Regions from separate parts of the Homo sapiens genome. Here region 2 is linked to region 1. Evidence: read pairs that join two places in POLR2A ChIA-PET (ENCODE). Cell type or tissue: OCI-LY7. All regions are shown on one strand. Each heading gives the region's core, and the rest is flanking DNA. Links, peaks and the distances in the headings are about the cores only.

Region 1 (5,683 bases), core at 504-5,503:
GGTCAGGAGTTCAAGAGCAGCCTGGCCAACATGGCAAAATCCTATCTCTACTAAAAATATAAAAATTGCCCAGGAGGCGGAGGTTGCAGTGAGCTGAGATTGCACCACTACACTCCAGCCTGGGCAACATAAACGAAACTCCATCTCAAAAAAAAAAAAGTAATTCTCTATGACATTTGTACAAGAAAGAGACCCAGGATAATACTCATAACCCTAAGCCTAGCTATAAGAGGCAGCATCTCTCTTACTGGCTGGTTGAGGGTAGAAGAGTCATAATTGCACCTGCAAACTGGGCCAAGCTATATTTCACAATCCCACCTGTGAATAGGGAGAGAGGAGTCGCATCACGTGCGTTTTGGGTCAGGAATATGTCACAGTCTTTTCTGAGGGCAGAGACCAGACAGGAGTATCACATCACCTGAATATTTAGCCAGGAATATGTAACAAACTTCCTCTGAAAGCAGGACACAGGCAGCAGAGTCACATCACCTGGGTGCTGAGCCCAGCAATGGATAACAATGCTCTCTGTGGTCCAGGCCCAGGCAGGAGAGACACATTACCTGAGTCTAGTGATAAGTCAAAATTTTTCCTGTAGGCAGAGTGCAGGCAAAAATGGAGAGTCACTCTCCTAGGTGATTGATGCAGAGATATGTCACAAGGCCCTCTGTAGAAAGGGCCTGGGCAGGGCCAGACACGGTGGGTCACACCTGTAATCCCAGCACTTCGGGAGGCCGAAGCAGGTGGATCACGAGGTCAGGAGTTCAGACCAGCCTGGCCAACATGGTGAAACCCCATCTCCACTAAAAATACAAAAATTAGCCGGGCATGGTGGCAGGCACCTGTAATCCCAGCACTTCAGGAGACTGAGGCAGGAGAATCATTTGAACCTGGGAAGCGGAAGTTGCAGTGAGCCGAGATCGCACCACTGCACTCCAGCCTGGGAGACAAGGCGATTCTCTGTCTCAAACAAACAAAAAAAGAAAAAGAAAGGGCCTGGGCAGGAGCCTCTTATTGTATAGGTGTTAGACCTAGTAACATGTCCTAACGTCCAAAATATTCAGGGACTAAGGAAAAAAGGAGAGTCACATAACCTGAGAGCAGGGCTTAGCAATATGTAACAATGCACCTTGTGGACAGTGCCAAGGCAAGAAAAAAGACTCCCATCACCTCAGTGAAAGGCCCAGCTATGTGTCACAATGCCATCTGTGGGCAGCACCAAAGCTGGAAAAAAGTCACATCTTCAAGGTGCAAAGTCAAGCGATATGTCACAATCTCCATCTGTGGGCTGGGCCAAGGCAGGAGTCAAATCACTAAGGTGCTTAGTAGATGCATGCAATCTTACCTGCAGGAAAGTCCAGGAATGAGATTAGAAATTCCACACATGTCCAGGTTCCAGGTATGAGGGTCAACACCTCCTGTATGTTGGGTCTGTCTAAGTACGTGAGTCACAATCTCAATGGTTGACGGTATTGCAAGAGAGCCACAATTTTGTCTGCGGACTGTGCTTTTCAGTGCAGTCACAGCCTCACATGTGTACTGAATCTTGGTCTGAGAGTAACCAACCCACCTGTGGACCAGGCCCGCATATGAAAGTCAATTATCCAACTTTTGACAGCCTCCGAGTGTGAGATTCAGAAATGTTCCTAAGAGGCCGGGCGCGGTGGCTCACGCCTGTAATCCCAGGACTTTTGGGAGGCTGAGGCGGGCGTATGACCTGAGGTCTGGAGTTCGAGATCAGCCTGGCCAACATGGTGAAACCCCATCTCTAGTAAAAATAAAAAAATAAATAAATAAAAATTAGCCGGGCCTGGTGGTGCGCACCTGTAATCCCAGCTAATCGGAAGGCTGAGGCAGGAGAATCGCTTGAACCTGGAGGCGAGGTTGCAGTGAGCCGAGATCGCGCCACTACATTTCAGCCTGGGCGACATAGCAAGATTCCCTCTCAAAAAAAAAAAAAAAAAAAAAAAATTAACAACAGAAACTGAAGACCCCAGGGCCGCAGCTCCTCCTGCGCACACACCGAGTCGGGATTCTGCCCCGATCATCCGCCGGGCATCCCTGAACAATCTGGGAAATACTCGGGGCTGCTGGTGCAGAGCTGACCAGAGAGCTCCAGACAGGGTACCGCGCAGGAATGGGGCGGGACGCGGGAGGCTCGGCTGCGGGCCCAGCCGCCATCTTGCGGCCAGAGGGGCCTGGGGCGGAGCTGCGCCAGCGACCAGGACTCAGGAGCGGACTGTGAGGAGGCCGGTCCCGCCACTTTCACAGCCTGCTCTCCCCTCTCGGGATGCCTAACCCCGCACACTCACCATTTCCCAGCTTCCAGGATGTCCGGGCATCTTAGCTGTGCGTCTCCCAGGACTTGCAGATCACAGGGTAACGGAGGCTGCGACAAAGTCACCGGGGATTCCCGAGTTGGAGAACGCGGAAAAGCAGAGGCGGGTCCCAAGGTCTAGCGGGAGCTGGAGACAAAGGCCCCGCCAAAAGCCGGAAGCCACGGCCCCCTCTCCAACTGCGCGTCTGATTGGGTGGTTCCCACGCCAGCGCCACTGATTGGATAAAGCTCCAGGACCCACCCTCCCTAGCGTTTGCGCATTTTATGGACAGGGAAACAGGCTCAAGTAGGCGGGGCACATGCCCAGGGAATTACAGCTAATCAAGTGAGCTGAGCCTTGAAATGCACTTGCTTTTTTCCTTCCCTGGGTCAGCTTGTATAGTGCATCTTAGTAGCTACTGAAGGGGAAGAAACAGAACATTTGGATACCCTTTTAACAACTTTTTAATTATGTTGACAATGCAGCAAAGACCCTCGTCCCATCCCTGAGGGTCTCTCTCACCGTGCTGTACCACACTGCTGTACACATCTTGGGATGACCATTAGGAACGGGGAAGCAGCTGGGGCTAGGGATAGATAAACATGAATTATGTTGCCTAAATTTGCTCATTTTAGAAAAACATCTAAACCAATCTCTGTGAAGTGGCTATTATCAGGGTAATTGTGCCCTGACTGTGCTACATCTCAATCTGACTTCTCTTTTTTTAAAATAACTGCATTACTCTCATTAACGGGGTTATTTCACTTTCTATTGGAAAATCGCCAATTGTCCTCTGTAGGTGTCCTGATGTAATTTGCTAGTTTAGACCCTGGAGGTAGGGATAAGAAAATACTTGAGCTACATCAGAACACCTAACTCAACTGGAGGATATATAGAAATTCCTTAATAATATCTAACAGTTTTCTCAATACCCATTATATTTAACAGTGATAGCTTGGAGGGCTGAGAGGTGAAACAGATGACACAACCTTAGAAGTTCACTTTTGTTGCCGGCGTGGTGGCTCACGCCTGTAATCCCAGCACTTTGGGAGGCCGAGGCGGGCGGATCACGAGGTCAGGAGATGGAGACCATCCTAGCCAACATGGTGAAACCCCGTCTCTACTAAAAGTACAAAAAAATTAGCCGGGCGTGGTGGAGCATGCCTGTAATCCCAGCTACTCGGGAGGCAGAGCCAGGAGAATCCCTTGAATCAGGGAGTTGGAGGTTGCAGTGAGCCGAGATCGCGCCACAGCACTCTAGCCTAGCGACAGAGCGAGACTCCGTCTCAAAAAAAAAAAAAAGATTGTCTTCATCCAAGCCAGTTTCCATTTCTTGGACACACATTGCTGGTCAGCCAATCAGATGCTGGTATTGAGGTGAAAACAGAAACGATTTCTGCCTCTGGATTCTCTGAGATTCGTGGGAAAAATGGTATCCCTAAAAAACAAAGCAAGACACAAAAACCTGACCCCGGTGAGATGGTGCAAGAACTTGCAAAGTAAAATGCACTTGGAAACTCCCTGGGACATAGTGCAGTGTCTCCTGAGAGGTCATAAAAGAGGTGGGTTTCAGAAAATAAATCTAATCACGCATTCCATTTGTTTAAAATTCTCATTTACCCTTTTTTTTTTTTTCCTGTAAGGTGTGTTTTTTATGGCTGAGTGAATTTCAAACAGAATTCCAAGGCTTATCTTTTAAAATGCTACCAAAGAAAAGAATAGGTAAAATATATTTTCCGTTTTGGCTGTAAAAAATGCATACATTAAAAAAAAAGTGGTAGATAATGGGCAAGTTACAAGATTCGCAAAAACATCAGTTCCTCTTTGTGCAGGGTAAATTTGTGACATTGACTATACCTGTTCTACATCCTGTTATCTTGATTTCTGGGTTTAATGTCAAATTTTGTAAGATGAAACTTGGAACCTACTAAAAGTGTTCCCATATGACTAATTACTACATGATTTTTAATGGAAATAATATAATAACACACTTATTGTCTGAAAGGAATAGATACTTTTGCTTTTCTTACTGAGGTATGAAATGTAAGCACCTTAAAATTTCCTCTTTTTTTTTGTGGCAGAGTCTCGCTCTGTCGCCCAGGCTGGAGTGCAGTGGCACAATCTCGGCTCACTGCAACCTTTGCCTCCCGGGTTCAGGCAATTCTCCTGAGTAGCTGAGATTACAGGTGCCTGCCACCATGCCTGGCTAATTTTTGTATTTTTAGTAGAGATGGGGTTTCGCCATGTTGTTCAGGCTGGTCTCGAACTCCTGACCTCAGGTGATCCACCCTCCTTGGCCTCCCAAAGTGCTGGGATTACAGGCATGAGCCACCGCACCTGGTCTCCTTTTTTTATATAAACACTGTTTGGGTAATTTCGCTGGATTTTTCAAACACTTAAACTTCCAAAAACCAAGTGAATAACTCTGACATGGAAATTAAAGCTTGCACCCAGTGACTCCAAGCTAAAGCTAATATTGATCCTGCAATAGGAGGTTATTAAAGGCCCAGTTTGTTCTTCCTTGGGAGCTTCCTGGGCAGATGTCCAAGTCCTGAAAGAAGACTATATACTGAGAGAAGCTACAGAGCCCTGGAAAGCTGGGGACCCACAGGCAGATGCATTTAAGGTTAAGATGGAAGGGGACTGACATACTCTTTTTTTTTTTTTTTTTTTTTTGTGAGACAGAGTTTTGCTCTTGTTGCCTAGGCTGGAGTGCAATGGCGCCATCTCGGCTCACTGCAACCTCTGCCTCCTGGGTTCAAGTGATTTTCCTGCCTCCTGAATAGCTGGGATTACAGGCATGCACCACCACGCCCAGCTAATTTTCTATTTTTAGTAGAGACGGAGTTTCTCCATGTGGGTCAGGCTGGTCTCAAACTTCTGACCTCACGATCCACGTGCCTCGGCCTCCCAAAGTGCTGAGATTACAGGCATGAGCCACCGCGCCCGGCCTGAAAGATTCTTTTTTTTTTTTTTTTTTTGAGACAGAGTCTCGCTCTGTCACCCAGGCTGGAGTGCAGTGGCACACTCTCGGCTCACTGCAACCTCCACCTCCCGGGTTCAAGTGATTCTCCTGCCTCAGCCTCCTGAGTAGCTGGGACTACAGGCGCGTGCCACCACGCCCAGCTAATTCTTTGTATTTTTAGTAGAGACGGAGTTTCACAGTGTTAGCCAGGATGGTCTCGATCTCTTGACCTTGTGATCCACCCGCCTCAGCCTCCCAAAGTGCCGGGATTACAGGTGTGAGCCACCGCACCTGGCCCCCTGAAAGATTCTTCCTGAAGATAATATTGTTCTTGTTTTGAGGCCGTTTCTAAAAGTTGTAAAATAAAACAGATTTATGTAGAATAATTTAAAATCCAAAGAAG
Region 2 (5,683 bases), core at 307-5,306, 530 kb before region 1:
GCCATTAAAAAAAAAAAAAAAAAAAGAACAGCATTATATCCTGTGCAGCAACATGGATAGAGCTGGAGACCATTATTGTTAGAAAAGTAATGCAGAAGGCTGGGCGCGGTGGCTCACGCCTGTAATCCCAGCACTTTGGGAGGCCGAGGCGGGTGGATCACGAGGTCAGGAGATCGAGACCATCCCAGCTAATGTGGTGAAACCCCGTCTCTACTAAAAATACAAAAAATTAGCTGGGCGTGGTGGCGGGCGCCTGTAGTACCAGCTACTGTGGAGGCTGAGGCAGGAGAATGGTGTGAATCCGGGAGGCGGAGCTTGCAGTGAGCAGAGATCGTGCCACTGCACTCCAGCCTGGGAGACAGTGAGACTCATCTTAAAAAAAAGAAAAGAAAAGAAAAGAAAAGAAAAGTAATGCAGAAACAGAAAACCAAATGCATGTTCTCATTTATAAGTAAGAGTTAAATAATAAGAACACATGGACACAAAGTGGGGAACAACAGTAACTGAGGCCTACTTGAGGGTGGAAGGTGGAAAAACAAAGAGGGTGTGGGCATTGTGGCTCACGCCTGTATGCCACCACATTGGGAGACCAAGGCAGATGAATCACTTGAGGTCAGGAGTTCGAGACCAGTCTGGCCAACATGGTGAAACCCCATCTCAACTAAAAATACAGAAATTAGCCTGGCATGGTGATACACAGCTCTAATCCCAGCCACTCAGGAGGCAGGAGAATCGCTTGAACCTGGGAGGCGGAAGTTGCAGTGAGCCAAGATCATGCCACTGCATTCCAGCCAGGGTGACAGAGCAAGGCTTGAAAGAAAAAAAGGGAAGAGAAGGGAAGGGAAGGGAAGGGAGAGGATGGGGAGGGGAGGGGAGGGGGAAGGAGGGAGGGAGGTGAGAGAGAGAGAGAAAAGAAAAAAGAAGGAAACAAAGAAAGAAAGAAAGGAAGGAAGGAAGGAAGAAAGAAAGGGAAAAGGAAAAGAGAGAGAAAATTAGAAAAAAATACCTATTTGGTGCTATGCTTAGTACTTCAGTGAAAAAATAATTTACACACCAAACATTCATGACACGATTTTACCTATATTACAAACCTGCACATGTACCAATGAATCAAAAATAGAAGTTAAAAGGAAAAAACTCCATGGATAAGGGAGAGTGCAATATAGATGGAAGGACTGGTTTGTGCCTGGGTGGGGCTGTACTCTAATTTATTTCTCTGTTCATACAGGCAGGTGAGATTATGAACAGGTGGTCCAGAACCCTAGGTTGGTGGAGAAAACAGGTTGCTGGTGCAGATTCAGTGTCTGGGGGTGCGGATATGCCAGGAGACTTGTAGACATGTTTGTGAGTTTGTAGCAAGAAACACCAGGATCAAAAATGCTGTGGTAAAATTCCTGAGGGTGGTGCCTAGTCCTGGGAATAAGTGTGGACACGTCAATGTCTAATGGGTATGTTTGTGAGTGGCTGGGAATCCTGTGGTGGCAGCTGTGGGAAAAGGGGGTCTGTCATCAGAGCTCATATTCTTTTTTTTTCTTTCTTTCCTTTTTTTTTTCTTTTGAGACAGAGTCTAGTTCTGTCACCCAGGCTGGAGTGCAGTGGCGCAATCTTGGCTCATTGCAACCTCTGCCTCCCGGGTTCAAGTGATTCTCCTTCCTCAGCCTCCTGAATAGCTGAGATTACAAGAACGCACCACCATGCCCAGCTTATTTTTTCTATCTGTAGTAGGGACGGGGTTTTGCCACGTTGCCCAGGCTGGTCTTGAACTCCTGAGCTCAGGCAATCCACCCGCCTCGGCCTCCCAAAGTGCTAGGATTACAGGCGTGAGCCACGGCACCCGGCCAGAGCTCCTATTCTCTAATTTTTCAGTCCTCTCTCACCCTGGGAGAACTGAAATCACAGGACAATGGGCAGTGTGACAGCCTGTGTACAGGAGAGCAGAGCGTCCCATTCCCAGACATCCAGAGTTTTATTCCAGGTCAGGCCCCCGTATCTTTTTTCTGGCACCAAATCTGCAGTTTACTGAAAACCAAGCAATTCTCTAACACTAACTCATTGTCTAACATTTTATTTCTGACACCACCCAGTGTCAGCACAGGCCCTGACTCAGTCCCACACTGTCCTTACGGCAGATGCCAGGCACAAACTCCATGGGCCCATTTACATTTCTGAGCTACTGTTTAAAAATTGAGGACTCCCATAACCTTTTTCAAGTTCAATAATTTGATAAAGCTACTCATAGAACTCAGCAAATACTGTAGTTATATTTACCAGTTTATTATAAAAGATACAACCCAGGAAAAGTCAAATGGCAGACATGTATAGAACAAAGAAAGGTGGGGAAAGATGACACACATAGACAATCCAGATAAATAACTGTGATTAATAAAATTCTTCATTGTTTGTGTTCTCCAGGAACAGTTTATCGAAAGAAACACCCTTCCCATTATGACTTAGATGGTGCTCTCTTTTCTTATCTATCACATAGCAGACACCGACTCTGCACATTTTTTTTCTTATTGAAAAATCAGTTGAATTTGACTTCAGTGGTGAAAATAAAATACTTCTTAAGGAAACTTTACTTAAGTTTGTCTTTTTCCCCAAGGCTTCTGAACTTTACAAACCCATTTTATGTAACTCCAAAGAACAGGCTGACTTCAGTGTGAAACATTCTCTGATCTAAAATCTGATTTTTTCACCCTGCATTTGCCATTCCCCTTCCACCTCCTTTCTAATCTTGTTTGTTCCTCCTTAGGAAAGGAAGCCTTTGTCTGCCTGAACTTTGCAATTCTTAAAGACCTTGTAGTTGGTACTTCTGTTGCAATATTTCTTTGGAAGTCAAAATTTTTATGTAAATTCAACCTTGTTTTATTTTCAAAGTCTATAAACTGCCTCAAAACAAGAACAACTTCATCTTCAGTAAGACCCTCCCAATCCCCTTTCATTTTAACATCAACTGCATCCACCTGTGGGTCCCCAGCTTTCCAGGGCTCTGTAGCTTCTCCCAGGATAAAGACTTCTATGGCTGGGGTGAGCAGGCTGGGATATCTACAGAGGAGACTCCCCAGAAAAAACTAACTGGGCCTTTAATAAAATTTTTTTGCAGGCTCAATATTAGCCTTAGCTCTGAGCCAGTGGGCTAAAGCTTTAATTTCCATGTCAAGAGTTATTCACTTGGTCTTTGAAACTTAAGTGTTTAGCCGGGCGCAGTGGCTCACGCCTGTAATCCCAACACTTTGGGAGGCTGAGGCGGGTGGATCACAAGGTCAGGAGATCAAGACCATCCTGGCTAACATGGTGAAACGTTGTCTCTACTAAAAATACAAAAAAAAAAATTAGTCGGGCGTGGTGGCGGGCACTTGTAGTCCCTGCTACTGGGTAGGCTGAGGCAGGAGAATGGTGTGAACCCGGGAGGTGGACCTTGCAGTGAGCTGAGATCGCGCCACTGCACTCCAGCCTGGCTACAGAGCAAGACTCCGTCTCAAAAAAAAATAAACTTAAGTGTTTAAAAAATCCAGCGTTTCTTGGCTGGGCGCAGTGGCTTACGCCTGTAATCCCAGCACTTTGGGAGGCCGAGGCGGGCAGATCACCTGAGGTCAGGAGTTTGAGACCAGCCTGACCAACATGCAGAAACCCCGTCTCTACTAAAAATACAAAATTAACCAGGTGTGGTGGTGCATGCCTGTAATCCCAGCTACTCAAGAGACTGAGGCAGGAGAATAGTTTGAACCCAGGAGGCGGAAGCTGCAGTAAGCCGAGATCATGACATTGCACTCCAGCCTGGGCAATAAGAGAGAAATTCCATTTCAAAAAATAAAAAAAAAATCCAGCAGTTTCTCAAACACAGTGTTGACATAAGAGAAGAAAATTTTAGGGTGCTTATATTTCATATCTCAATAAGAAAAGCAAAAGTGTCCATTCCTTTCAAACAATAAATGCATTATTTTATTATTTCCATTAAAAGTCATATAGTAAACAATTAGTCATATGGAAACATGTCTAGGAGGTACCAAGTTTCAAATAAAATTTAGCTTAAAACTAGGAAATCAAGATAACAGGATTTGAACAGAGATATTCACTGTCACAAATTTACCCTGCAAAAAGAGGAGCTGATGCTTTCATGAATCTATGTAACTCAGCAATTATCTACCACATTTTCTTGTGAAAATGTACTCATTTTCTACAGCCAAAATGGGAAAGACATTTCCCCTATTCTTTTTCTTGGTAGCATTCTTAAACAGCCTTGAAATTTTATTGGAAATTACCAAGCCATAAAAAATACACCTGACACTGATGAAAGAAATCATAGATGGCACAAACAAATGGAAACAAATCCCACGCTCATGGATAAGTAGAATCAATATTGTGAAAATGACCATACTGCCAAAAGCAATCTACAAATTCAGTGCAATCCTTATCAAAATACCACCATAATTCTTCACAGAATTAAAAAAAATTCTAAAATTCATGTGGAACAAAAAAGAGCCTGCGTAGCCAAAACAAGGCTAAGCAAAAAGAACAAATCTGGAGGCATAACATTACCTGATTTCAAACTACACTATAAGGCCATAGTCACCAAAACAGCATGTTACTGGTTTAAAAATAGGCACATAGACCAATGGAACAGAATAGAGAACCCAGAAATAAACCCAAATACTTACAGCCAACTGATCTTCAGCAAAGCAAACAAAAACATAAAGTGGGGAAAGGACACCCTTTTCTACAAATGGTACTGGGATAATTGGCTAGCCATATGTAGGAGAATGAAACTGGATCCTCATCTCTCATCTTATACAAAAATCAACTCAAGATGGATTAAGGACTTAAACCTAAGATCGGAAACTATAAAAATTATAAAACATAACATTGGAAAAACCCTTCTAGACATTAGATTAGGCAAGGATTTCATGACCAAGAACTCAAAAGCAAATGCAATAAAAACAAAGATAAATATCAGGGACCTAATTAAATTAAATAGTTTTTACACGGCAAAAAGAACAGTCAGCAGAGTAAACAGACAACACATAGAGTGAGAAAAAATCTTCACAATCTATACGTCTGACAAAGGACTAATATCTAGAGTCTACAACAAACCCAAACAAATCAGTACAAAACAAACAATCCCATCAAAAAGTGGACTAAGGATATGAATAAACAATTCTCAAAAGAAGGTATACAAATGGCCAACAAACATATGAAAAAATCCTCAACATCACTAATGATCAGGGAAATGCAAATCAAAACCACAATGCGATACCACCTTACTCCTGCAAGAATGGCCATGATCAAAAAATCAAGAAACAGTAGATGTTGGCATGGACGTGGTGAACAGGGAACACTTCTACATTGCTGGTGGGAATGTAAACTAGAAAAGCCACTATGGAAAACACTGTGGAGATTCCTTAAAGAACTAAAAGTAGGATTACCATTTGATCCAGCAATCCCACAATTGGGTATCTACCCAGAGGAAAAGAAGTCATTATTCGAAAAATATACTTGCACACGCATGTTCATAGTGGCACATTTCACAATAGCAAAATCATGGAACCAACCCAAATCCTCATCAATCAATGAATGGATAAAGAAACTGTGGTATATATATACAATGGAATACTACACAGCCATAAAAAATGAATTAACAGCATTTGCAGTAACCTGGATGAGACTAGAGACTATTATTCTAAGC

The links. Peaks named below come from ENCODE experiments on the same cell type or tissue, not always from the same donor. Only the 100,000 strongest peaks of a DNase experiment are listed, where the experiment ranks them.
Region 2: POLR2A ChIA-PET joins it to region 1 with 10 read pairs; 5 of 35 experiments call an interaction of 5 or more read pairs at or near these places.

The regions. Positions count from the first base shown.
Region 1 is chr19:21,849,596-21,855,278 of GRCh38, forward strand. It overlaps a transcript of ZNF43 not described here. Among named protein-coding and RNA genes, the nearest start is that of ZNF43, 16 kb to the left of the region's middle. In OCI-LY7, for the core only: no CTCF peak of the experiment used is centred there; a DNase peak (open chromatin) is centred at 2,546; H3K4me3 peaks cover 2,239 bases; H3K27ac peaks cover 593 bases.
Region 2 is chr19:21,320,763-21,326,445 of GRCh38, forward strand. The region is part of intron 1 of ZNF708 (zinc finger protein 708); the gene reads right to left. Among named protein-coding and RNA genes, the nearest start is that of ZNF708, 5.8 kb to the right of the region's middle. In OCI-LY7, for the core only: no CTCF peak of the experiment used is centred there; no DNase peak of the experiment used is centred there.